2 separate regions of the Homo sapiens genome follow, and region 1 is linked to region 2. A link is an interaction called in ENCODE POLR2A ChIA-PET data of the cell type or tissue named here. Cell type or tissue: MCF 10A. All regions are shown on one strand. Each heading gives the region's core, and the rest is flanking DNA. Links, peaks and the distances in the headings are about the cores only.

The links. ChIA-PET counts read pairs that join two places held together with the same protein. Peaks named below come from ENCODE experiments on the same cell type or tissue, not always from the same donor. Only the 100,000 strongest peaks of a DNase experiment are listed, where the experiment ranks them.
Region 1: POLR2A ChIA-PET joins it to region 2 with 74 read pairs; 26 of 35 experiments call an interaction of 5 or more read pairs at or near these places.

What each region holds. Positions count from the first base shown.
Region 1 is chr3:184,757,536-184,774,351 of GRCh38, forward strand. It overlaps LINC02069 (long intergenic non-protein coding RNA 2069), which reads right to left and starts at 15,620. Exons shown (of 3, transcript NR_110043.1): 1 at 15,445-15,620; 2 at 7,785-7,934; 3 at 1-1,118. It overlaps LOC105374253 (a long non-coding RNA gene), which reads left to right and starts at 15,725. Exons shown (of 4, transcript XR_924790.3): 1 at 15,725-16,099. In MCF 10A, for the core only: no CTCF peak of the experiment used is centred there; DNase peaks (open chromatin) are centred at 7,726, 8,316 and 9,206.
Region 2 is chr3:184,560,780-184,569,911 of GRCh38, forward strand. It overlaps EPHB3 (EPH receptor B3), which reads left to right and starts at 1,006. Exons shown (of 16, transcript NM_004443.4): 1 at 1,006-1,574. The coding sequence starts at 1,457. RefSeq lists silencers at 562-751, 972-1,031 and enhancers at 2,986-3,738, 7,073-7,587, 7,588-8,100, 8,443-9,132. In MCF 10A, for the core only: no CTCF peak of the experiment used is centred there; DNase peaks (open chromatin) are centred at 5,172 and 8,282.

The DNA.
Region 1 (16,816 bases), core at 4,586-12,585, 200 kb after region 2:
CTTCCTCTTACGAGACCGAGAGAACCAGCTAGTCCCCTGCATATGCACAATGTGAGCGGGAGAGCAAGCAAACAAGCAAACCAAAAGAGAAAGCAGAAAGCCCTTCTCGCTCCCCAGCCTCCTTTGTAGGGAAATTGACTTTCTGGGAGGAGGGAGCCCAGGGCAGGTCCTGGGTGGGTGGTCCTGAAGTGCAGTGGGGAGAGGGCTGGGAAATTTCTGTGGCTTTTGGATAATCTCTACTTTTCCCACCCCCCAAACAGGAGCCCAGGGAGTGGGAGGGACACATTTCTTTTTTTTTTTTTTTGAGATGGAGTCTAGCTCTTGTCGCCCAGGCTGGAGTACAGTGGCACAATCTCGGCTTACTGCAACCTCTGCCTCTCGGGTTCAAGCAATTCTTCTGCCTCAGCCTCCTGAGTAGCTGGGATTACAGGCATGAACCACCACGCCCGGCTAATTTTTTGTGTTTTTAGTAGAGATGGGGTTTCACCATGTTGGCCAGGCTTGATCTCGAACACTTGACCCCAGGTGATCCACCTGCCTCGGCCTCCCAAAGCGCTGGGATTACAGGCATGAGCCACCACGCTCGGCCAGGAGGGACATTTCTTAAAACCTAGGATGGTGGCACTGAAGGGGCCCTCAGAAACCCTGCAGGCCAGCTCCATCCTCCCCCAGGAGGGAACTGCGGCGCAGAGAGGCTAGTGTGGAGGTGGGCTGAGGGCCTTTCACTACGCAGCTCTGCTTCCTTGGCGTTAATGACCTCCCCGCCCTGTCTCTGATCCCCTGAGCTGCCCACATCAGCGCTGGGCACACTCATAGCTCCTTGGAGACTGGCCACTGTTTTCCCTCGGAGACAGATGACCTTCATACACATTGTGAAAGGTATAGGCCCAGACCCTTCTGTGCACATTTCACTGACACTGGAAGACCCGGGGCCCACCGTGGGTCACCTTTGCCGTCTCACTTGTGAATACCTGCCAGTGTCCCAGTAGATGAAGCCGACAGACAGCTCAGGCCCAGTGAAGGTGTGTCCCATGGGCCACGGGATCTCGCCTGGCAGAGATCTGCTTTAAGATGCCATCTCCAGGAGCCAAGGTCATCTCCAGAATCTCTCCCCACATCTAGAAATGAGATGTGTCTCATGTGACTGCCTGAGCCTGACCCGGTCTACTTGTTTCAGCCAGAAGTCATCTGGTGCCACTCTGGCCCACTTGTGGCGTGACCTTTGGGTCACTCTGGCCAGCCTCAAGGGTCACCTTTGTGTTAACCTCCAGCATAGTGGTTTTTAGCTTCTTGAGGTGAGAGACCCTTTGAGAACATGAATGAAGCCCCGTAATGCTGCCCAGATCCACAATACTTTGCACACAATGTCAGGAGATTCAGGGACTCCCAGAAGCCCTCGGTCTAGGACAGACCCAAGAGTCCATCTGGCATCTTTAGGCCTTGGGAAGCTGGTGTCCATGCGTGGAGGCCCCAGGACCCCACTCATTTCAGAGGCAAATCATAGCCCTGACAAGGTGGCATTCCAGGACACGTTCCACAGAAGGTCTTCTTTCCCCTTTTCTGCCTCAGAGATTCCTTTCTAAGCAACTGTTCCTCCCATGTTGAAGTCAGATCTCAGCTTCCTCCATCCCCTAGCTACATTTCAGGGCAAGTTCAAATGACATGCCATACAAAACTCATTTGTAGGCTGGGCGTGGTGGCTCACGCCTGTAATCCCAGCACTTTGAGAGGCCAAGGCAGGCAGATCACCTGAGGTCAAGAGTTCGAGACTAGCATGGCCAACATGATGAAACCCTGTCTCTACTAAAAATATAAAAATTAGCCGGGTGTGGTGGCATGCACCTGTAATCCCAGCAACTTGGGAGGCTGAGGCATGAGAATCACTTGAACGTGGGAGGTGGAGGTTACTGTGAGCCAAAACTGCGCTACTGCACTCCACCCTGGGTGAGAAGAGTGAAACTCCGTCTCAAAAAAAAAAAGCCTCATTTCTAGTTTCCCTTGGACACCCTCTCTGTGCCCCTCCCCAAACTCCCTTCCCACTTAGTCCCCTGAACCTGACTCCACTTTGCTCTGTCTCCTGCCAGGCTCAGCTGAGCACCAGGTCCTGAGCTGGCACCCACAGAAGAGCAGAGCAGATGACACTGAGAGCTGGTGAGTCCTGTCCCCTCAGCAGCCAGCACAGACGGCGGATGGCCCCATGCTCAGAAAAGGACCTCGGAGGGCACGAGTGGTGGAAGGAGCAGAGAAGCCTGGAGAGGGGCTGGGGCAAGGGGACAGTAGCCAGGCAGGGGATCCTCTCTGCGGATCCCAGACCCTGTTCCCCGCCTGCCTGCTTCCCAGGAGCTGTTGATGGAGGAAGTCGTGCACTCCAGGCTCTGGGCCTGGTTCGAGATGCTGAGAGGCCTCTGTGAAAGGGAAGACATGGGAGGGCGGGAATCTCTCGGTGGGGCAGGGCAGGGAGGGGGCATGGGAAGTTCCATGTGGAAGGCCCGGGACTCAGGGTGGGCCAGGGCTCAAAAGAGCGAAAGCAGCCCCCTCGGCAGAGAGGGGTCTAGCCAGCCCAGGGGGTGGCCCGGACATCCAAACTGCCTTGGATGGAGAAAGCTGTTTAATCTCCCTATGGAAATCAGGAAGTTGGAACCCACACAGCTGATGGCAAGGCCAGAGGAGCGATTTCAGAGGAAAGATTAAAAGAATTAAAGTCAACTCAGAAGGGAGCAGACGAGAGGGAGCTAGGGGCAGGTGGGGAGCTCAGGGGTTGTCTGCAAGGCCCCTGCACCCTGAACCCAACTGAGGGTGCTTCTAGGGGCAGGGGGTGGGGAGTCCTGCTGAGGTGCAGTCCGTGGGTAAGGGTTGACCCTGTCATCCATGGGGGATTCTGTTGGGGTGAGAGGGAATACCACAGGGGGCTGAAGATCTTGAGAGAGGTCTGAGAGGAGATAGAGAGAGGCCAGGAACACAGTCTAAGCCCAGATTTCAAGTCCAGGCAGGTCCACTCTTGGAGGCGGGGTGTGGGGAGCAGCTCTGTGCCATGGAGCCTGGTCCTCTCAACTATCCCTCTCCTCCAGGCCTGGAAACTCCAGCCCCAAACCTTCTGGCTAAGCAGGAAACGAGGGCAAGACATGCGTATGGTGGGTGGGTTTTCCTTAGCAGAATGTGTCACTGAGGCCACCTTGGGGCTGAGGGGCAGAAACAGGGGCTATTGTCCCAGAAGACCCCATGTTGAGGGACAAGGACAGCCTTCCGGGCAATGGCCTTGTATTGCTCCAGGTCCAGACCAGAGAGCCAGGGCCAGAGGGTAGCTGGGGCTCAGGCAGGGATTCTGGTGGCTCCTCTGCTCTGCTGTGTGCTCTAGCCACACACATGTGTGCACACACACGCACACACATGCACACACATGCATGCACACACAGGCACACACATGCACACACACAGAGGCACACACATGCACACACACCGCTCAACCATGCTTGCCTGCTCTCATATTCTCTCTCTCGCTCTCTCACACACACACTTAAACATACATTTAAATAACTTGCAGACGTATATTAGCAAAAACATTCCATCTGGGCTGGGATTTGTCTCATTGCTTTGAATTCCTCTGGGTCTTAACTTGAAAAAAAATAGGAAGAGGCAAAGATTTGACTAATGTTGGGTTAAGTTTTTTTTCTTTCTCCTTTCTTTCTTGGTTACTGACTGCCAAGAATTTATATTTGTAAAAGGAAAAGAATTAACTGTGTTGATTAAGAGGCAAACTCCCTGGAAATGTTCTCTCTTAACCCTTTGGTAACCTCTCAGCAAGAGATAGGAGGGTTCTCTGGCATGGGGCTTGACATCCCTGGGCTGGAGGCCCAGAACCTTCTGGAGGTCTGCTTCTCTCCCAAGGGAGCTTATAGAGCAGAGGCAAGCTGGGCCCTCTGGCGTGCGTGCAAGTGTGTCTCTAAGCAGATGCGTGGGTAAGTGGTGTGAGTGTCTGTGTGTGAGCGTGGGTACTGTGAGCTGGCGTGTGGGAGGGGGTGTGCGCATGTGTGCACGTGAGTGTGGTAACTGCCCACATGTCCCCTGGCAAATATGGGGTGTGCCAGAACTCTCCTGGGCTGCTGGCTGCAAGGTCAAACTCCAGGGAGGGGAGATAACCTTCACCTTGACCTAATTAGCGGAAACTGATTTGGCAGGAGGAGGGGACGTGTGGAGGCTTAGCACAGAACAGGTGAGCAGGCGCTGGGGTGGGGAGGCCTCAGCCAAGGAAGCAGGATCTCTCCTGACACCCAGCAGCTGTCGCCACGAGTATGCAGTGACCCAATACAGGGATCACCCTGGACGCTGGTCAGTGTCCCTGCATGGAGGGGTGGGGACTTCTCCTCTTTCTTGCCCACTCTCAGCTCCCCATCCCGTTTTCCTTCCACAGCTTCTCTGTCCCTCCGGAAGAGCCTGGGCTGCATAGCCCCCAAGGTAGGATAGGTTTTAGCATCAGAGAGGCTGAAGCCTCTAGAAAAGGGGTCTTCTGGAGCTGGGGCTGAGGGATGTGAGCAGGGAAAGGGTGTTGGGGACAGAAACAGAAGAAAAGAGGATCTTGCTGGAGGCTCCAAGCTCCCTGTGCATGCGTCCAACCTTACGGAACTACCTTTAATCCCCTGAGCCCCAGGCCCGGCCTGACTCCTCCCAGACTATTTCCCTCCACCTGGAAGGACTTTCTGTCCCTCCTTTGTTAGCCAATTCCTACTTGTCCTCCAAGTCTTAGATGCCACCTTGTCCAGGAAGTCATCCTTACCCCTCACACTTAGCTGTCTCCCTCTTGCATGACCACACCTGGGCATAGAGGCACTGTCCACACGGTGTGACCCTTATATCCTCTGTCTGTCTTTCCTACCGGATCCTGCACTCCTTGAGGGTGGAAGCACTGTCTTCTTCATCCTGAACTCCTGGTACCTAGTAGAGTGCCTGGCACACAGCAGGGGCCCAGTCAACACTGGCTGAGTTGAACTGAAGGCCTTTGACTGCTGAAAGGAGCCTTGTTAGTTGCACCATATGCTGTCATCGAAAGTGCCGTGCAGACACGCCCCCCACTAGAACACTGACCGTAGACTCTGAGATTATCTAAACATACATATATTTGATCCTCTCAAATTTTTTTTTTTTTTTGAGACGGAGTCTCTCTCTGTCACCCAGGCTGAAGTGCAGTGGTATGATCTTGGCTCACAGCAACCTCCACCTCCCGGGTTCAAGTAATTCTCCCTGCCTCAACCTTCCAAGTAGCTGGGACTATAGGCGCCTGCCATTACACCCGGGTAATTTTCATATTTTTTTGGTAGAGACAGGATTTCGCCACGTTGGCCAGGCTGGTCTCGAACTCCTGACCTTAGGATGATCCTCTCAATTTTCTGTGAGCTCCTCAGGGAAAAGATTCAGTCTTAGTCTTCCCCAGGGCCTAGCAGAGCATCAGACAAATAGCAAATGCCTAATAAATGTTGAATGAATGAAAGAAGAGCCAACACATGATAAATATCTAAGAACATACACACAGTGTGTATGTATGTTTCCACCTCTTACTGAGGCTGTAAGATGCTGTTAAGGGCTGGAGGAGAGAGAAGAAACTGCTATCAGAGCAAGGTTGAGAGGAGGGAAGAGTAACATTTGTTGAGCACCTATTATGTGCCATCACTGCCTCAGGCGTCATCCTCATCTTCATCCATGAGGAAGAGATACTTACCTCATGTTACAAGTAAGGAAATTGAGACTAAGAGAGGTAAAGTAATTGCCCAAGGTCACCCAGCTGGTGGGACAAGTTAGGCTTGGATTCAAACCCAGGTCTGTCTGATCCCAGAGTTTATGCTTCTCCCACTATGGCCACCACTACCATGTTTCATGAAGGACATAGGTACTGAGCAGAGTTTTGAATGATGAGAGGGACATGACTTTGTAAAGGAGGATCTCAAACCCAGGCAAGAGGAGAGGACCGAGAGTTCCCAAGAAGGATGAATGCTGGCTCTCTGCTTCTGTGTGACCAGGAAGCACCAACATGACAAGGAAAAAAGGCAACTGTGGAGGAAGGCAATACAGCAGAAAGCAGTCACAGAGGCCTCTCAAAAACAGACCTTAAGGCCAGGTGTGGTGGCTCATGCCTGTAATCCCAGCGCTTTGGGAGGCCAAGGCAGGTGGATCATGAGGTCAAGAGATCAAGACCATCCTGGACAACATGGTGAAACTCTGTCTCTACTGAAATACAAAAAAATTAGCTGGGCGTGGTGATGCGTGCCTGTAGTCCCAGCTACTCAGGAGGCTGAGGCAGGGGAATCGCTTGAACCCAGGAGGTGGAGGTTGCAGTGAGTCGAGATCACGTCACTGCACTCCAGCCTGGTGACAAAGCGAGACTCCATCTCAAACAAAAACAAAAACAAAAACAAAAACAAAAAACAGACCTTCAGCTCAATCTTGGCAGAAGGAGCCAGTACAGAAATAGTGCTTATTTAGTGGCAAGCACTGTGCTAAACACTTTGTTAATACATTTAACTCTTAAAACAAGGCTATGAGATGGGCCCTATTAGCCACAAATACAGATGGGGAAGTGAAGGCCCAGAAGGGTTAATAACCTGCCCAAGAGCACACATGGCTGGCTATTAGTAAACCTGGGGTTTGAACCCAGACAGTCTAGTTCCGGAGTCTATGGCCACTACACCAAGGAGGGAAAGTGTGGCTAAGGATGGCCTTCAACTGGTAGAAGTCAACATCAGTCAGCCTGGTGGGCTTGAGTTTGGGGGTGTGATCAGAGTCTGGTTGGAGGGACTGTCCCAGACCAGCTCCGTGCCTCTGTCTAGAAAGTCCAGAGGCATTCAGGAAGAGTGCAACAGCCAAGCTGTGGGCTGCCGGAAGATCGTGATCCCCACACATTGTCCTGGTCTTGTGATTTGCTTTTTGGGGGAAGAAGGAACTTTGTACCAGAATACTAAGAGATACTTTAAACCTATGTTCAAGAGAATTCTCCCTACTTTGGAACTTTGGGTCTGGCTTCCTGGGATTCCCCCAACATCTCCCCTAACCACTCCAGAGCAGCCTCCAGTCGCCACCACCACCACCACCCTCAAGCCAGAAGTCATTTTTTTTTTTTTTTGAGACGGAGTCTCACTCTGTTGCCCAGGCTGGATTGCAATGGCGCGATCTTGGCTCACTGCAACCTCTGCCTCTCGGGTTCAAGGAATTCTCCTGCTTCAGCTTGCCGAGTAGCTGGGATCATAGGTGCCTGCCACCACGCCTGGCTAATTTTTTGTATTTTTAGTAGAGACAGGGTTTCACCATGTTGGCCAGGCTGGTCTCGAACCCCTGACCTCAGGTGATCTACCTGCCTTGGCCTCCCAAAGTTCTGGAATTACAGGTGTGAGCCACCGCGCCTGACCCAGAAATCATCTTAAAACATTCCCTCAACAACCCTTTACCTTGATACAACACCTCATAGTCACCAAAGCATTCTTACATCCTCAGCCCATGGGTTCCTCCTCCCCACATCAGCCCTGGAAGGCAGGCAGCTCAGAGATTATTAAACCATTTTACAGATGAGGAAAATGAGACAAGCTTAGTGATGTTTGCAAGCCACATGGTTGGTGAGTCACGTTGGCTGCACTGTTAGATTTCAAGGCAGTGAGACCAGAAGGTAGCCTCGTATGGGGAGGGGTGGGATCTGGGTTGAGGCAGCCAAGGATTTGCATGAATTGGATGAGAGATCCCAGCTCCTCTGTGTCCAGAAAGTTTCACCTTGAGTCACCTGCCTTTCCCTCCCCGGGACACCGCACCTTCCCAACAGAGCAGTGTTGAGTCAGCTCCCCTTTTTCTGCCTCTCCGAGGTACTCTCAGCCATGCCCTCCTTCTGGCTTTCGTAGGATCTGACTCAAGATCCACTTTAGGCAGGCAGTATCTGTGGAACCTTCTCGTGTAGGGCCCACCTGTAAACAAGAGGAGGTGTTTGGAAATTATTCATGAAAGAAGAACACCATGAACAGCATTTGACCTCTTCAGAGAAAAGAGATATGCAAGTTTATAGCGGTAGTGGCGATAGTAATATCCAATGACATAACAACTTCAACAATTACACTTGCATTTCTTCCAAAGAGCTTTAAGCATTTTCGAGTTTATTGGGCTATTTGATCTCATAAAAGTCCCACAAATGGGTAGTGCTGGTTATTATTATCATTTTATAGATGAGAAAACTGAGGCCCGGAAATATGTCAGTGATTGCCCAAGACCTCGCAGCGAGGGAGGAGGGAGGTAGGGCTGAGTCTGTTTCTTCACGTCTCCAGGTGTTTCGTGTGTGGGACTCCCTCTTGGTGTCTGAATTCCTGTGAAGTAAGGTGTGGACAGAGGAGGTGGCTGGTGGCAGGCTCAGAGGATTTTTCTGCACATGGTCACTGAGAGACAGTGAGTCAGGCACCCTTATTTTGAGTTCGGTTTCCTCTTTCACTTCCCCAAACAATTTCTGGAGATGGAGTTCACTTGGCACCCGTTCTCAGATGATGAGCTGGGGGTATGTGCACAGCTGCCCCTGAAGGTTTTCGTGGTAGTGGTGATCTGGAAGGGGTGGATGCTCACATTCTTATCCTGAGACTCCTCCTGTTCTCCTGGTCTACCAATCCCCTCTCCAGGAGGGGGGTCCTTGCTAGCTCTGTCTGTTACCACGGCCTCCTCACTGTTTTTCTGACCTCAGTATCTTTCCTTTTTTTTTTTTTTTTTTTTTTTTTTTGAGATGGAGTCTTGCTCTGTCTCCCAGGATGGAGTGCAGCACCGTGATCTCGGCTCACTAGAACTTCTGCCTCCTGGGTTCAAGCGATTCTCCTAGCTCAGCCTCCCGAATAGCTGGGACTACAGGTGTGTGCCACCACTCTCAGTTACCTTTTCTATTTTTAGTAGAGACAAGGTTTTGTCATGTTGGCCAGGCTGGTCTCGAACTCCTCACCTCATATGATCCACCCACCTTGGCCTCCCAAAGTGCTGGGATTACAGGCATGAGGCACCGCGTCTGGCCTGACCTCAGTATCTTTTTCATTCAATCATCTCCATGACTGACCTTCCAAAAGCTCTCCCTCCACCTCTCAGAAATTGTCAGTAGAATCTCATTACTTCTGGCCTCAGCTTGGCACTCAAGGCCCCACCCAGTCAAGTCACAAACTACCTTCCCACCCTTGGCTCCTCCCTCTCATCCTCCTCTTGAAGCTTTATCTTCAGTTAGACTGGAGGATTTGCCTAGACATGCTTTGTGTTTTCCCAACTCCACAGTTCCCTTGGCTTGGAAAGCCACTCCCACCCCTCTGCCTGCTGGATTTCTATGCAGCCTTCAAAGCCCATGACAAATGTCACCTCTCTCATGAAGCCCTCCTTGATTCCATCATTGGAAAATGAGCTTCTCCCTCCTGGGATGTCTCACAGCACCTGGCATACAGGTCTCCACACAAGCAGTTCTCTGTGTGTTGTGGCAGTGGTGTCAAGATTTGGATGTTTGTGAAACTACAAAGACTGCAGGATTCGGCAATACCACTTGTGGGCATGTGTGTGCGTGTGTGTGTCTGTACGTGTGTGTGTGTGTGCGTGTGTGTGTGTTGGTATGAGGAGTGAGCACAGCTACATAAACAATTGTATGTCAGAAAGGGATGAGACACTTACTAGGTTTAGAGTGTGTCAATCACTTCAGTTCTGCCAATGAACAGAGAGCCAGATGTCTCTCTCCAAGGATAGAGAACACTCACAATAAAGACTATAAACACACTTGGGGGAAGAAAGAATGGAGAGAGGGAGGAAATGAACAAGTATGTATGGCTCATTTACTATAGTCCAGGCGCTGCGTTGGAGAGGAAATTTCATGTGAGCAGTGTGCTCACTTAACCCTCACCGTAGCCGAGAGGTAGGAATCTGCCCCTGTTTTGTGGTTGAGTACTGCTTTGGGCCAGGTTCTCAAAACGCAGGCTCTGGGTGTGCGGGGTAACTGGGAGCACTCATGGGCTGTCGGCATGCAGGGTAACTGGGAGCACTCACGGAGCAGCCCCGCTGGGGAGTCATGAAGGCAGGCTGGCACAGGAAAGGCTGAACGGCAGCGAGGCTGGTGTGCTGAAGCTTGGGTGGCCCTTTTAAGATGTGCCCCCATTGAGGCGATGGGATCCTTGTGCCCTCTGGGAGGGGGAAACCCAGGCAAGACGGCTCCCTTCAGCCAAGGGTGGTTCCTGGGGGGGACAGCACCCACTACACGTACACTGTGGATTAGAGAAACGCGTGCCCCCGCCACATGCAGACTGTCAGCAAGTGGAAGGGGCAGGGATGGAACTCCCTTCCACTAAGGGGGCTTCACCAGATTCTCCTGTTTCAAGGAGAAATAGAGTTTGGAAACCTCTCATTTTATAAACGAGGACACTGAGGCACAAAGCAGGGTGGTTGGTGCCTTGCCTAAAGTCATACAGATTTCATGTAACAAATTGTGCTGGTTAGGTAGGGGAGGATGCAGAGCTCACAGCACAGGTGAATACCTCCATCGCAAAGGCTGAACCAAATGCCCCGTTAAATCAGGAGACCTGCCTCTTTCAGCTTTGTTTTCTGAAGAAATCCCTTCCCAGGGGTTGAAGCCCTCAGGCTGTGTCCCGAGGCCTGGTGTGGCCTTCAGTCCATCTCCAGAAGACAGCATAGGCCAGGCGCGGTGTTTCACGCCTGTAAGCCCAACACTTTGGGAGGCTGAGGAGGATCACCTGAGATCAGGAGTTCGAGACCAGCCTGGCCAACATGGTGAATCCCCGTCTGTGCTAAAAATACAAAAATTAGCTGGGCGTGTTGGCGGGTGCCTGTAATCCCAGCTATTTGGGAGGCTGAGGCAGGAGAATCGCTTGAACTCGGGAAGCGTGGGTTACAGTGAGCTAAGATCACACCACTGCACTCCAGCCTGGGCGACAAGAGCAAAACTCCATCTCAAAAAAAAAAGAAGAAGAAGAAGAAGTCAGCCTGGTCACTCTTTGCCCATTGTGCACTGTCAGCTATGAGCGGAAGTCTGCACCTAGAAAGCTCCCAGGAAAAGAATGCTCTTCCCTCTTTCTGAAAGATTTCAGGTAGTTCTGGTATCAAATAATAGCAATGAGAAAGGCAGGTGTGGACTCTTTTGTTACTGATATTTTCTGTTACTGTCTGATTCTTAGTCACATTTTGCTTTTATTTTTATTTTTTTGAGAAGGAGTCTCGCTCTATTGCCCAGGCTGGAGTGCAGTGGTGTTATCTTGGCTCACGGCAACCTCCACCTCCCGGGTTCAAGTGATTCTCCTGCCTCAGCCTCTTGAGTAGCTGGGACTACAGGCACCTGCCATCACATCCAGCTGATTTTTGTATTTTTAGTAGAGACGGGGTTTCACCATGTTGGCCAGGCTGGTCTCGAACTTCTGACCTCAAATGATCTGCCCATCTTGGCCTCCCAGAGTGCTGGGATTACAGGCATAAGCCACCGCGTCCGGCTCTTACTTGTACTTTGGAAACATTGGTAGTGGGATCCAAGTGTGATCTTTAAAATAGTTAACAATCAGGTAAACCCCCAGGACACCGGCGTGGATGCTGGCAGTATGCTGCACCAGCGCATGCCCACTGAACATTACACCTGCTGGGCCCTAGAGGACAAGGTTGTGGTTCTCCCTGAGTGCCGCATGCTGGGGAAGAACCCTGGGAAGGGATTTCTTCAGAAAACAAAGCTGAGAGAGGCAGATCTCTTGATTTAACGGGGCATTTGGTTCAGCCTTTGCGATGGAGGTATTCATCTGTGCTGTGAGCTCTGCATCCTCCCATACCTAGCCAGCACAATTTGTTACATGAAATCTGTATGACTTTAGGCAAGGCACCAACTACCCTGCTTTGTGCCTCAGTGTCCTCGTTTATAAAATGAGAGGTTTCCAAACTCTATTTCTCCTTGAAACAGGAGAATCTGGTGAAGCCCCCTTAGTGGAAGGGAGGCAAGTGGGCCGGGCGCAGGGCCCCCTCCCCTGCTTTAGCTGGAGCGGCTCTCTTGTATTTGTTTATGCCTCCATACGGTTTCACTTAAACCCAGCATTCCTCAACTAAAAACAAAGCTTGGGAAGCGCCGAGCTGCATGTGGTATCTGAGGGCCCCTACTCACGGCTCTGCCATGCTGAGCTGTGATTAGGCGAATGCGTGAGTGAACGAATGAATGAATGAACAGACTCTGTGTTCCTAGCTAACAGAGGCTGGTTCCTGGTCACACCTGTTCTTGGGACAGATGGCCAGCAGTCTTGGGTAGTTCAGAAATCTACACAGGGCTAGACTGGACGCTCTCCCGACATCCCATCAAGTGTAGGGTTCTGTCTGTCTCCGCTGTCGCCACTGACAAGGCCTCCTCCCTTTGGGCATCTCGGATGCCACCAGGTATGAAGTGGAAAGTCATCAGCGGCGAGTCGCCCTGTGTTTGTCTTCTTCGGCTCTCCCGATGTGTTGACTCAGCTGAAAAAAGATACTGACAACAGCACCCCGAGTCACCGGCAGGCTTGGCAGAAGATTCACTGGGTTTTCTCGGTGTGTGTCCCGGGGTGTGGCACCAGGTCTGGCTCACGTCAGTTTTCTTCCATCACAGGGAAAGGGCTTCCAGTTTTGGCCTTGTCCTCCCTCCCACCACCCCTACTTCCTCCCTTCCTTGCCTCCTTCCTTTCCTTCCTCTAAGGCAGTGGTTCTCAACCTTGGCTGCACGTTGAAATTGCCCAGGGAGACTTAAAAATTACTGATGCCCAAAGATTCTGATTTCATGGTTCGAGGTATGGCCTAGGAAATAGAGTTTTTTTAAAGTTCCCTAGGTGATTCTAATACGCAGCCAAGGTGGGGAACCACTGGTCTGAGGACACGGAGTAGGGATCCTAATTTTAGCCTCAACCGTTTCCTAGTCTGCTGGGTTTGGAAAAGTGTGGGGCACAAATGTCTACTGGCAGTGGATGGAAGGAAAGGGAAGTAGAGAGAAACATACCTCACCCCCCATCCCACCTCACTACCCTGCGAGACTCAGGGAGGTCAGTCCTCTAGGGTGTCCAGTTGACAGCATATGACAGAGTGGAGAGGACACCCCAGGACACAGGGAGGCTCCTGTGTGCTGAGGGCATGAGGCCAACAGCCCTGTTCTGGAGCCTCAGGCACTGCAGTTTTGGGGTCTTCAAAAGGCAACGCCCTGGGTATGGGTGGCAGCGTTCCCACAGGGCAGGCCAGCAAACGAGGTGACCCTGGAGTGACTGTGGCAGCACGACATCAGCGCAGAGCCGCGTGGGGAGAGGGACTCTCGCTGACAGTCCTGTTCACGAACACACGCGGGGCACTCCCAAGAGGTCCTCCAAGTCAGAGTAAGCCTACAGCAGACAGAAACAAGCACAGTGAATTCTGGTCATTTCACCGATGGGAGCCCATCTGGACCTATGGATGGTGAGGTCTGGGGTCACAGATACAAGCCACAGTCATGAAACAGTCTGGTGGTGGCAGCGGTGCAGTAAGGTCCAGCAGACGTTTGCCAGCCTCCTCCGATGTTGCCTCCTCGTTGGGTCAGCCGCCCTGAACAGTTTTCATTCCATATGTTCACCAGGCAGTCAGGGTCTTCTTGACGCTAGGCTTTTCTGCATGCATGTTCTCAATGTGGAGTATTTGCTTTACTTCCTGTGCAAGTTTTCTCCCTTTTTGAAAAAATCACATTCTCTCCTAAATTAGAAAACCTCTTTAATTGTTAGCAGGAGCTGGGGTTCTGTTCCTTGCATGGACAATATCATTAAACATCGGAAAATAAACAAACTGGAAAAGCTTAAGACATTTTCAAACTCTTTGCTTCCCAGAGGGCGTCTGGGGCCCCGGGTGGGACAAGGTTCTGCTGGCCTGGGTTTATACTGTGTTGATAACTTGACCCCTCCAGCTGTGAGAAGCCACACTGACAGCAGGGTTGTTTTTCCTAAACTTCCCAGGACTGCAAACTTGTCTTGGGAGGCATAGGCACTGATTTGCACGGAGGTCTCCAGCGACTGCGCTGAGCTTCCTCCGGGGCGGAGCGCACGCTGGGAGGGGGCCGGTGGCTGTGGTGGCTGACGGCTGCTGTAAACCATCGCTGTCCTCCAGCATGACTACACAGGGCTGGGGAGGACAGGGGAGCTGTGGGAGGGGGCGGTGTGTGAGAACGTTTCTTTCTATCTTGCTGAAATGTGAGTCTAATGAAATGATGATGAGGTTGTGGCCTTTAAGCTCCATTGAGCTTCTTACGCATTGTAATTTTACCCAGAGTGGGTCCAGTTTTTGAAATGATTAAAACTATCGATTCCTAGGCCTGTTCAGCTTGAATCAGAATTCATTAGAGGCCCAGAGGTGAGGGATGTACATTTCTCCCTTGCTGAGCCAGGAAACAGACCCCATCTTGTGTGACTCTCCGGCTGGCGTGGCTGCCCCTGGTGGTGCTGGCAGACGGACCAGTAATAGGATCTGTCATCCGCAGAATAAGTCATGAAGGTCCCATCCATGAGTCCTAGCCCATTTTCTAGGGATTCTCCCTCATGTTTGAAGAGGGAGGTTCTCTATGTTTAATCTTGGCTCTATTTTCTTACAGGTATTATAAGTAAAATATCTTCTTCATGAAAAGAAACACAGAAATGTTCCAAAGTTTTGACTCAAAAGAATACTGGAAGGAGAAACTGTAGCTGGGAGGGGTGGCTGACAATGTGGCCTGAACTTGGCCTCCAGAACGCCACTTCTGTGTGGAAACAAAGAGGGGACTTTCCCTCTGATATTTGCTACCACTCTGCTGACTCCCAGGAGCACAAGATCGCTCCTTTAAAGCTCTATTCCAAGTCCTAGAGCTGAGATAGGTTAGCATCTTAAAAAGTAGCCTTCCTAGCCGGGCGCGGTGGCTCACGCCTGTAATCCCAGCACTTTGTGGGGCTGAGGCGGGCAGACCACTTGAAGTCAGAAGTTCAAGACCAGCCTGGCCAACATGGTGAAACCCCGTCTCTACTAAAAATACAAAAATTAGCTGGGTGTGGTGGTGCACACCTGTAATCTCAGCTACTTGGGAGGCTGAGGCAGGAGAATTGCTTGAACCCAGGAGGCAGAGGTTGCAGTGAGCCGAGATGGTGCCATTGCACTCCAGCCTGGGTGACAGAGTGAGACTTTGTCTCAAAAAAAAAAAAAAAAGAAAGAAAGAAAGAGAAAAGAAACATAACTATAGGGCAGTTAAGTCTATACACCTTAACTTTAAGAAGAAAGAAAGAAAAGAAAGGAAGGAAGGAAGGGAAAGAAAGAAAGAAGAGAAGAGAAGAGAAAAGAAGGAAGGAGGGAGGGGGAGAGAGAGAGAAAGGAAGGAAGGAAGGAAAAGAAAAGAAAAAGAAAGAAAGAAAGAGAGAGAAAGGAAGAAAGAAAGGAAGGAAGGAAAGAAAGAAAGAAACTCTGGGAGGGTAGGGCCTTGCTTAAGGTCACCTGATTCCCCGAGCTGGCGCCAGGGCTGCGGTGCACTGTGTTAGCTCTGAGAGGGGTGTCCCTGCCCACGCCAGCTCTGAATCTTGCAAGCCACTGCACCTTTTGAGAGTTGCTCCCGAACTGCCTCCTACACAGGTGGTTCCCAAGCGGTTCATATCAAGGTCCCTTTTATTATCACCCCCCCCTCCACCGCACCCCCAGCACCCGGGTTTGAAAGATCTGGCCTACCAAATGAACTGTAATTATGCAGTCATAATGACTCTATTTTCTCTCTCTCTTTTTTTTTTTTTTTATTAATAAAAGACATATGTGACACACCACTCAGAGCTTTCAGTGGGGAGAAAACGAGTTTCCCCCACTAGGTTAATAGAATTCCACCCAGAGGCAGACAGTTAGCAAACCACCTTCTCGGGCTGTGGCTGGGAATCGCGCTACACTTGACAGCCCTTTCCATGGGCCTCCCCGGCCCGCCTGCCCTCGGCCCCGAAGTCAGGGGAGACAGGGGCCATTTCAGCTGCTCGCGCTCGCTTGCCTTCCCGTCCCTGCCGGAGTCAGCAGACCCTGACTTCTGGAGAAGCGTTGCTGCGATGTGTCAGCTGCTCGGGGAGAGGCTGGAGTGATGGATTCCAAGAGCTGTCAGGAGAAAGGGTTTACGGTCAGTTAGGAACCGCGAGCTCCTGCCCGTGGAACTGCCGCTGGAATTTTAATGCTCTGTCTCCCTGTGTCTGGGCACTTCCTTCCCTCCTGGCCCCGCTCTTCAGGCATATGGAACAGGGCTCATGTCGGAGGGTCCCTGGGGAGATCCCAGGGCTTCCCTGGGTCCCAGTGTCACGGCCGAAAGCCAGAGGTGCGGCTCCGACAGGATGCGGCCGGCCTTCCTGCTGCGCTGGGCCTTGGCCGGGGCCCTTTGGCGAGTCACTGTCCCGGGCTCTCTTCCCCTTCATGGCAGCAGCCAGGCCCTCCCTGCACAGGCCTTGAAGGGAGAGGAAAAATGGAACGCTAGCCTGGCTTCTTGACTTCCTTCAGGCAACGAATCCATCTTGAAGGCCCACTGTGTGCCAGGCGGGGATCCAGGAGCTGGGGAAGCAGACGCGGCCCCTGTCCTCATGGCACCTCTTCCGTGCGGTGCTCCACTCTCTCCCCCACGAAAGGTAGACACGGAACAGGAAAGGGAAAAGAGTGGAGGCCGCCAGGAGGAAGATCTGCAGACCGGAAGGACCTCAGCTAAGAGGAAATGAAGGCCAGGCGCAGTGGCTCAGGCCTGTAATCCCAGCACTTGGGGAGGCGGAGATGGGCAGATCACTCGAGGTCAGGAGTTCGAGACCACCCTGGCCAATACGGTGAAACACTGTCTCTACTAAAAATACAAAAA
Region 2 (9,132 bases), core at 1,133-9,132:
GCTCCCCAGAGCAGCCATGATCATCCAAGGTCATGCCCCTACTTCAAACCCTAGCTCTCAGGAAGGCCTTATCATGAGTCCAAAAAAAATTCCTTCTTCCCCCAACACCTACTTCTAAGAACTCCTTTCAGTCCCTCTTACACTCAAGCTATTCTGAACTTCTTTCGGATTCCTCCAGTGAATCAGTTTCTTTTGCCCCTAGGTCTTCACACAAAGAGTATTTGCTCCCCTCCTCACTCCCCCGGAACACACAATCCGCCACTCACTACTCATCCTTCCTATTTCAGCTTGAATGCCAGTTCTTCAGGGCCGGACACTGGCCGTCGCCCTCACGTACGCTCGAGGAACTCTTCCTCCTCTGCAATAAAGCTCCTTACACTCTACAGCGATGACTTAATCCCACGTCCTCCACTGCTAAGCTAGTAACACAAGCCTCTGTCTTGTCCATTGCGGTAGCACCCGCAGGTACTACAGTCTGACACATTGTGGGCGCTCACAAAGATGTGCTGAATGAATGACTAAATACGCAGCCCAGTGAAAGAATGAAGAAACGATGAAGTCCCTTGTCACAGGATACATCGCGGTGGGGGTCCCCCCAAGTAGCACTAAGCTACAGCCACATGAGGGCGTCGCAGGGCAGACGCGGGCCACATGGGGGCGCCCCCGGTCCGTCTTAGCTGGTTGGCACCTCCTCGGACTCAGTTTAGGTTACTAATCGCCAATGGGCGCCAGGAGGCGGGGTTCTCCCTCTGATGGACAGCATCGCTCCGCCCAATCTAATTCATCTTTTCCTTAGCCCCGCCCACTCCGGCCCCTGAGACCCCGAGGGTGGGCCTGGCGGAGACACCGCCAACTGAACTCCAGCTGAGTGCTCTCGAGGCCGAACCAGCGGGCCTGGCGGTCTGTGAGTGGGTGGCCAGCCGCTAGGGGCGGGGCCTCAGCGTTGACGGGCAGGCAGGCCGTCCCACCCCTCTCGCCCAGAGCGGCCGCGCCAGCGCTGGGGACAGCAGAAGTGAGTACGTGAGCGGCGCAGCAAGATCCCAGCTCGGACCCCGGACGGCGCGCGCCCCCGAAGCCCCGGATCCCAGTCGGGCCCGCAGCTGACCGCCAGATTACTGTGCATCCCGAATCACGACCACCTGCACCCTCCTGCCCCGGCCCGCCCCCCAAGTCCTCAGGCACCCAGCTCCCCGGCGCCCCGGATCCTCCTGGACCGGTCCGTCCAGATTCCCGCGGGACCGACCTGTCCGCATCCCCAGGACCGCCGGGCTCGGTGCACCGCCTCGGTCCCGGAGCCGCCCGCCTGGATTGCATTCCCTCCTCTCCTGGATCTCCTGGGACCCGACGCGAGCCTGCCCCGGAGCCCGCCGAGCGCACCCTCTCTCGGGTGCCTGCAGCCCCGCCGGCGCGGCCCGGCCCGGCGCGGCCCGGCTCGGCTCCTAGAGCTGCCACGGCCATGGCCAGAGCCCGCCCGCCGCCGCCGCCGTCGCCGCCGCCGGGGCTTCTGCCGCTGCTCCCTCCGCTGCTGCTGCTGCCGCTGCTGCTGCTGCCCGCCGGCTGCCGGGCGCTGGAAGGTGAGCGGCGTCGGGGGGCGCGCCCGGGAACAAGGTGCCTGGGGTCGCGGGGCTGCGGGCTAGCAGCGTGGGTCCGACCCGGATTGAGCGCACGTCGGAGGAGGCCCCGCCACCGGCGCCCGCTCCGGGGCCCAGGGATGGGGTGGGGAGGCCGCCCCTGGAGCCGCCTCGGAGGCTGGAGCTGGCTCGGAGGCAGGCAGCCCGCGGGTTGGGGGGTCGCGGGGAGCTAGACTCGGGACGAACGTCCCCCAGAGTCCTGGCCCTGCTGTGAGCTTTCGCGGGAGTCCCCCACACTCACGGCAGAGAAGTGGGGCTCCCGGCACCCCCCGAAGTCGAGGACGTGTGGGCGACCCCCCAGGCAAGGCGAGGGCCGCGGGGCTGTGGCGGGTGGGGGCGAAGCGGGACTCCCCGGGTTGGGGGGCGCTAATGAGGAGCCCGTTGGAGTTAACTGTGAGAGTGTGAGTGCGAGCACCCCGATTTGTCAGGGGACCGCTGCGGGGGCGGACAGGCGGGGGCCTGTTATTGTTTATGGTTTACCGGGCGCCAATTACACCCGAGGTGCTGTATGGGCGGGCCCCCGCACCCTTTGTGGAGGCTCCCTCTCCGCCTGCTAGAGCAGGGCTTGGGTCTCCATTTGAACCCCTGAAGTTGCGGGATTTGCCCCAGGTAGCAGCAGAGCCCGGCGCCTTCCTCAGTAGCTGGTGGGAAAAGGCCAGGCTTCTCAATAGGTTCTGTGAAACCTGCCAAGACTGCTGTGGGGGGCAGCTCCAACTTCCAAATGATTGTACTTGGATGAACAGCCCGGCGTTGTTGGCGCTGGCAGGAGAGCTCACACGCATGCCACTTGACACAAGCTTGCCGCGGACAGAGGCCCCAACACCAGCCACAAACAATAGGGAGGCCCACACACACTCACGCCCCGTTTCCAAGAATTTCGGAGCCATTAAATGAGAGAGGGTCAGAACCTTCCCTAAAGTGGAGGGAGGGACGCCACAGAAATTCGAGGGCAATTGGAATAAAGGCAGTACTTATTTGGGGTATCTTTAACAGATCTAGTTACTTTCTTAGTTTAGGAACGAAAACACGAACTCTGTGGAACTTGGCTTGTTCTTATGTTCACAGTCGGTAAACTTAAAGGTTGGAAGGAAAAAAGAACACAGTTCAGAGAGAAAGGCATCCTCTGGTGCGTTCTAATGTTCTCCAGAGGAAAGACCTCCTATGATCCCCCACCCTCCTCATCTCTGAGCCTGCTGTGCTGACAGATCGAGTCCCACGGGTGGACACATGCAAATTCAGACTGACACACCGAGGTCTCGCCCACACTCGCACACACTCACCCACATGTGTGTGATAGGATCGCAGGCGTGAGAACCCAGTGTGGGGCTTTGTTGTTGATTGCCTTGAGGGTGTGAGCCAGGGAGCCTGTTCTAGTTGCCAGATCTGTGTCTGGGTCTCTGTGTCGTAGTCCAGGAGAGGCGACACTGGTACACACACACTCATACACTTACGGGGCTATGTGTCACCTGTGTGTGTCGGGCCACAAGGCCCTTGTTGTGGGTGTGGTGGGTGCTGGTGCTGAGTGTGGAGTGGGAGTGTGGTTTGGGTCAGGTGCACAGGGGCTACCTGAGGAGGCTCACTTCTCCCTCCCCCCTTCCCTTCCTTTCTGTCTTTCAACCCTCATCACCTACTGGACCCTCAGGAGTCCAGGCCCTAGCAGGAGCCCAAGCTTCCAAGCCTCCAGGCCAAGCAGCTGGGGGGCTGTCCAGAAGGCCGAGTCCTGATGTGCTGGGGCGGCCCGGGAAGAGGGGGCAGCAGGACCTTTCGTTCCCCATTCCCGGCCTGCCCACCTCCCCTCCACTGTGAAGTGGGAGCTAGGGCTACTCCCTGGCTGTGAGGCCAGGCCAGCATGGGATGCCTCTGGGAAGCAGCGGTGCCTACAAGGGTGGTTTCACCAATTCCTTCACTTTTGCAATACCTCAGACTCTCTGGTCTCCAGTTCGTGCGTGGGAGAATGTGAGGGAACAAATGCAAGGTGCTGACCCCAGCGCAGACATTGCACCTACCCACCCTCTGGCTCTCCCTCACTGGGAGACAGGATAGGAACCGCACCGACCTCGCAGAGTTCTTCTGAGTACTGAATTCTTAATGTGTGCAAAGTGCTTAGCATAGGCATTGTTATTCAAGGATTAGCTGTTATTATTATTGTTACCCTAGGGTCTGCTCCTTGGGGAGCTTCAGGAGTGAAACGAGTGTGTGCCCTTATCCTGCTGGAGGGAGGTTAGAGGGAGGAAAGATGAAAGGGAAGGTTGGTGCAGGGGGCTGGGGGTGGGGCTGTCTGCCCCACATCTCCCTGCAGCTCCAGAGAGGGAAGGAATGGGGAGAGAGCTGGCCCAGTGGGCAGCTGTTTTCTGCCTGTCCTCCCTCCTGTATTCTGGGGCTTGGCATGTGGATGGGTGGACTTCGAGGTCCTGGGCTGTGACCAGGATATGTGGGTTCCATAGCACTGAAGATCTCTTCAGCCCCTCCAGCTTGACAGGTGGGGGGTCTAGCTTTCTCCATCCAACCTACCATTTGGTTTCGTCAGGATTTGGTCTGCCCTTGGCCTTGTGGCTCTTTGTGTCTGGGGCATGACATTTATTTTGGCCCAGGGTCCCTGAGCCCTGGCTGCTACCTCTCATGTACCCCCTAGTTAGATGCTGTCTAGCACCTGGTTCCTCTTCCCTTCCTGCACACTTGGGGGTCACCAAGACTCTGCATCCAAGGCTGTCATCAGTTTTCCATGTGGATGGAGCCTGGGTCCTTGCTTGTCCTCGTGGTTGAAAACATGCCCTCCCCTTGCCCTCTGATTGATTGTCCCCTTCCCCCATGCAAATTGCCCTGGGCTTTACGCACAGCCACAGGGAAACAGGGCCACCTTGTCACCCACTGGTCTTTTGAGTAATGTTCCCCAGTTCCCCAAAGCCAAGATTATTCTCCCCTCAGGACCATCAACGGGTCAGGGGGTGGGGTCCAATGGGGAACAGACTAGGAATGGGGCCTGAGATGAGGAATGGTGTCTGAACCCCAGCACCCCTATACTTGGGATAGGATGGAGAGATCCCCGCTGGGAAGATATCCTTTTGAGAAAAGAGAAACAGTTACCAGATCGCAGGAGGTGGGGCCAGCACGTCCCCCTCCAGCCAAGCCTTGGTAGCTGAGTTGTCACTGCAGTGGAACCTGTCTCTGAAGGAACAAGACAGCATAGAGCCCACCTCCTTCACAGGGGCAGCAGGAGTGACCCCTGAGAACACGGGAACTGAGAGGGGACAGCGGGCCAGGATTTGGAGGGCTTGCTCACTTGTTTGAGTTGCCTCTGGCACCCCCAAACCCCATCCCTGTCTGTCAGGAGCTGGCCTTCTGAGCAGCTGCTGGGGGCCGGCAGGTATTTGGAAGAACCAGTTTGCTCAGCACTGCCCTGTCTTTAGCCACAGCTGCTGCTGCTGCCACTGCAGCTTCAGCGGCTGCTGCGAGCTGAAGCCGAAGCTGCCGAAGCTGCCGTGGGCAAGGCCTCTGCCGCACGGCCTTCCACTAATTAAACAGCATGAAGAGGCTGAATCACCAGGCCTGCATAGTTTGAAAATTGTAGCCCTGCCTGTTGTGCTGAGTCAAACTGGTTTGTCGGGATTGGGCAGCTGGGGGGGGTGAAGGGTGGAGGGAGACTGGATACAGCTGGGCACCTGATGGGGTGGGAGAGGCCCCCTGCCCAAGGGCTAGCCCTGGTGCCAGGTCTCCTATTCCCTTCTGCCCCCAGCCTCCTGGCCAGACCCAGTGTGGCCAGCATCACAAGGAAGGGCTGAAGGGCTCAGGTTAAGGGCTAGCTGTCCACCCGTCCTTCTGGCTGCTGGCAGGGCCACAGTGGGGTGGGGGCATGGATGAGCACCGAGGCGTTTGGGCTCCCCGCCCTGGGCTTCTTTCCCCTTCTTCTCCCTCTCAGGTTTATTTAATTAGAAACCCCCATGATCTGAGGGGAAGAATGAAAAACAAAATGTGTTCTCTGTTCTGAGATGTTCCCCCCACCCCATCCCAGACATGGGGGCCAAGGGGCTGTGGCAGGAAAGGAGGAGGTGGCCCTGGGTGAGTTAGGCTCCCCACAACATGCATCTTCTCCAGTCCCATGGCAGGCTCCCCCCAAGACGCCTTGATCCTCACGCTGACCTCCCTGTGTGTACAGGCTGGCACACGTGTGTACACATCCTGACCCATGGGAGGGGAGCCAGCTTGGTGGCTGAGGAAGGGACTCCGTGAAGAGGAGGAGGGTGTCCAACTCGGGTGGCATAGCACTGCTCCAGGCTGCTCCTCCTTGCGCAGACCCTGGCCCCCTGCCCTCCTGCCCCGCTGCACACTCTGCGGGCCCAGCCCTGGTGCTGACCTTTCCTTCCACCTCTAAGTCCCTAGTCTGGAATTTGGGCTGAAGCCTTGCTGCTTCTGTCTTTAGTTGTTTTGTGTTTCTGTTTTTTGTTTTGGCTTGTTTTTTTCTGTTGTTTGTTTGTTTTCTGGGTCTCAATGACACTTTTGCTCCCAGGGTGCTATGGGGCCTGGCCCTCCACCAGGGCAGGTGGTAGGCCCTCAGCTGGTGCCCCTCCCACAGGCCAGGGTGCCCATGATGTCCTCCTCATGCCCTGCTCAAGGTCCTCGACCTGCAAGCGGAAGAGCCTTGCCCAGAGCTTCTGAAGCCAAATCTCTTCAGGGAGCTACCCTCTACCAAGGGCTCAGGGGCCCTGGAGACAGTGCCATTGTGCTGGCAGGGAAGTGGCTTGTTACTTGGGCAGCGGCTATACCTGGGGAGGCCGCACCCAGCCACACCCAGAATCATCTTCATGCCCCTGCTCCACCCCAGCCTCGTGACCTGACTGACAGCTCCTGCCCAAGCCAGGACAACAGGAAGCAGGGCTGGGGCTGTTTCCCTACACCTCTGGCTAAGGCTGCCCCAGCACCTCTGCTTCCCTTGCAAGAGTGGCCCATGTGGCTGCCCTGCCTGAGCGAGAGGCACCAGAGTGTTGGGGGCAGGATGAGGGGTACCACCCTCTCCCAGTAACTCTTCCTCTACCCCACTGGAAGACATCCCATAAACAGAACCATGCTTGCAGGGTGTGTGTGTGTGTGTGTGTGTGTGTGTGTGTGTTGCGGGTGCATGGAGGATGCACCTCTGAGGCTTTACACAAATCTAGGTATTGATACTTACACCATGTCAGGGTGCTCCTTTGCAGGGGCTGTGGCATATTTCAGTGTCATTGGACATCTGTGACTTTGCAGCTGATTGTAGTTTGTGTGACTAAAAGCATGTCGCCAAGTCTATACAGGGAAACTGGTGTTTGTGTTTGCACTTTACACCGAAGACTGTGTGACTTGCAGCTGGTGATAGCATGTGCAATTGGGTGTGTAAGGAGAACATACTGCAGGGTTGGGGGTGAGTGCCCTCTGTGTGCGCATATGTTTCAGGAAATCTGCACATAGGTAGGCTGGAAGCGTGGGTCCGCCTAAGGCAAGCCAGATCTCTGTGTAGGAAAGATTCACTGTATATGAATGTCTAAGGAAGACTAATCTGTTTGTACCATATGCATCCGTGTGTCTGAGAAAGACAGACCATGGCTCTGTGTGAAGCTGGGTGTGTGTTTGTGGGCGGCTGTGGCTTTGTGTGTTTTTGTCCACCATATGTGTTGACTTGTCACTCTTTAGCCCCAGTGGCGGGGAGTGAGCCCAGCCCCCAGGACTGGATGCTGCGCGTGCATCTGTGTGTTTGTGCATGGGTGAGGGCCACACAGCTGCTGCCACGTGGCTGCTCTCCATGGCCCTGTGGAAACCTGAAAGAGGTATTGCTTAGCTCCTGAGCATCAAAGCTCCAGTCCCCGAAAGACCCCAGGCCTGGTGACTACCTCCCTGGTGACTTTGCTGGGCAGTTGTGGTTTCCTGCCTGACACAGCCCAGTGTCTAGGGTGGCCAGCCTCTTCTCCCCTCTGCCTCCTGCAGATACATGGCAGGACGGCGAGGGATGGGGTGCAGCAGGCAGCTGGGGGAGTTGAGAACTTGCTCACTCACTCCTCTTTTGTCTTTACCCGCTGCCCCTCATACCCCCGTCCCAACGTGTGTATGTACAACACACGTACACACACGTGCACACACATGCACACGCCGCACACACAGCACAGAAAAGGTGGGCTGGGTCTCTTTCTCCCAATACCACGGACAGATGGGTTCTATGACCCCCCCCCCACATCCCCCTCACCTCCTGCCGAAGGCAGGGACCAGGCACCCCAGGGCTGAGGAGGGCCTTGCCCCGTCCTCTGTGCCTGGGCAGGCTGAAGGGAGCAGGCTCCTCCTCTCCCCCTGAGAAACGGGGAAACCGAGAGCACGCGGCCCCCTCCCCACCGGAGTGACCGAGCCCTTCCTCGGGCACACATGACTCGAAACCCAAGTCCTCTCTTCATTAATGGGAAAAATGTGGCGAGATTGAGCGATGGCCAAGGCTGAGCGATGGCCAAGGGCCGATCCCCTCCCTCCCTCCCTCTCTCGCTCCCCAGAAATTAAACAGAAATGAAGAGCCTCCCTGCCTCCCTCGCTCCCTCCCTCCTTCCCGCCGCCGCCTCTCCGCCGTCCCCTCCCTCCGCTCCCTCCTCCCGGAGCCAGCGCAGGGCTTGTTTTAAACTGTGGAGGAATCTGGCTGGAGGGGGAGGGGGCTGAATATTTGGGTTTAAACAGTTCCAGATGGGTTTGGCACAGGCTGAGCAGAAGGAAGTGAGGGAGAGGGAGGAGGGAGGCGGCGCGAGGGAGCGGCTGGAGCCCCGGCCTGCTCCGGCGGGCGGACCGGCGGGCGGACCGGCGGGAGGACTGGCTGCGGGGGCAGGGCGCGCTTGCTCTGCCGGCTCCCGGGACTGACACTCGCGCTGCCGGCTGGGGACGAGGCCGCCTGGCAACCTCCCTCTGTCCCTGTCTCCTCGGGCCTCCGCGTCTCTCGGTCTCCCTGTCTTTGTAGTCAGCCGCCGGCCATCCCGGCTGTCGGATCCCCGCCAGCCGGCTCCGCACATCCCTCCGGCTCCGTGCCGCCCACCGCCCGCCAGCTCCAGTCGCTGCCCCGCCCGCCTCCCTCCCCGCCTGTCTCTGTGGGCCCCGGCTTCTGAGCATCTCGGCTTCCCTCGAGTACCCCCCAGGCCGAATGTCTGTGTCTGTCTGTCTGTCTGTCTGTCTGCCAGAGGCCAGGATCGCTCCCCTTACAGCCGGGCCCTCAGGGGACCAGGGGCTGCGGCAGCGGGAGGAGCCTCCCTCCCTGCAGTGAATGGCTGCTGCCTGCAGCCCCTTTGCCTGACATGGCGGGGGGCTGGGGTCACAGCTGCCTTGTCCACCCACGGGGTCCTCCGCCGTCCTCGGCTCAGACCCAGCCTCCGGGAAACCACTGAAGGCTGCAAGCCTGTGGCCGCGGGGTTTGGGCTTTTCCCCACTTGGGCACCCAGAGGGGATGATGTAGAGGCCTCCAGAGGTCCTGGGGCAACCCTGCCCCATTCCAGCTTCAGAGCTGGCTGCACTG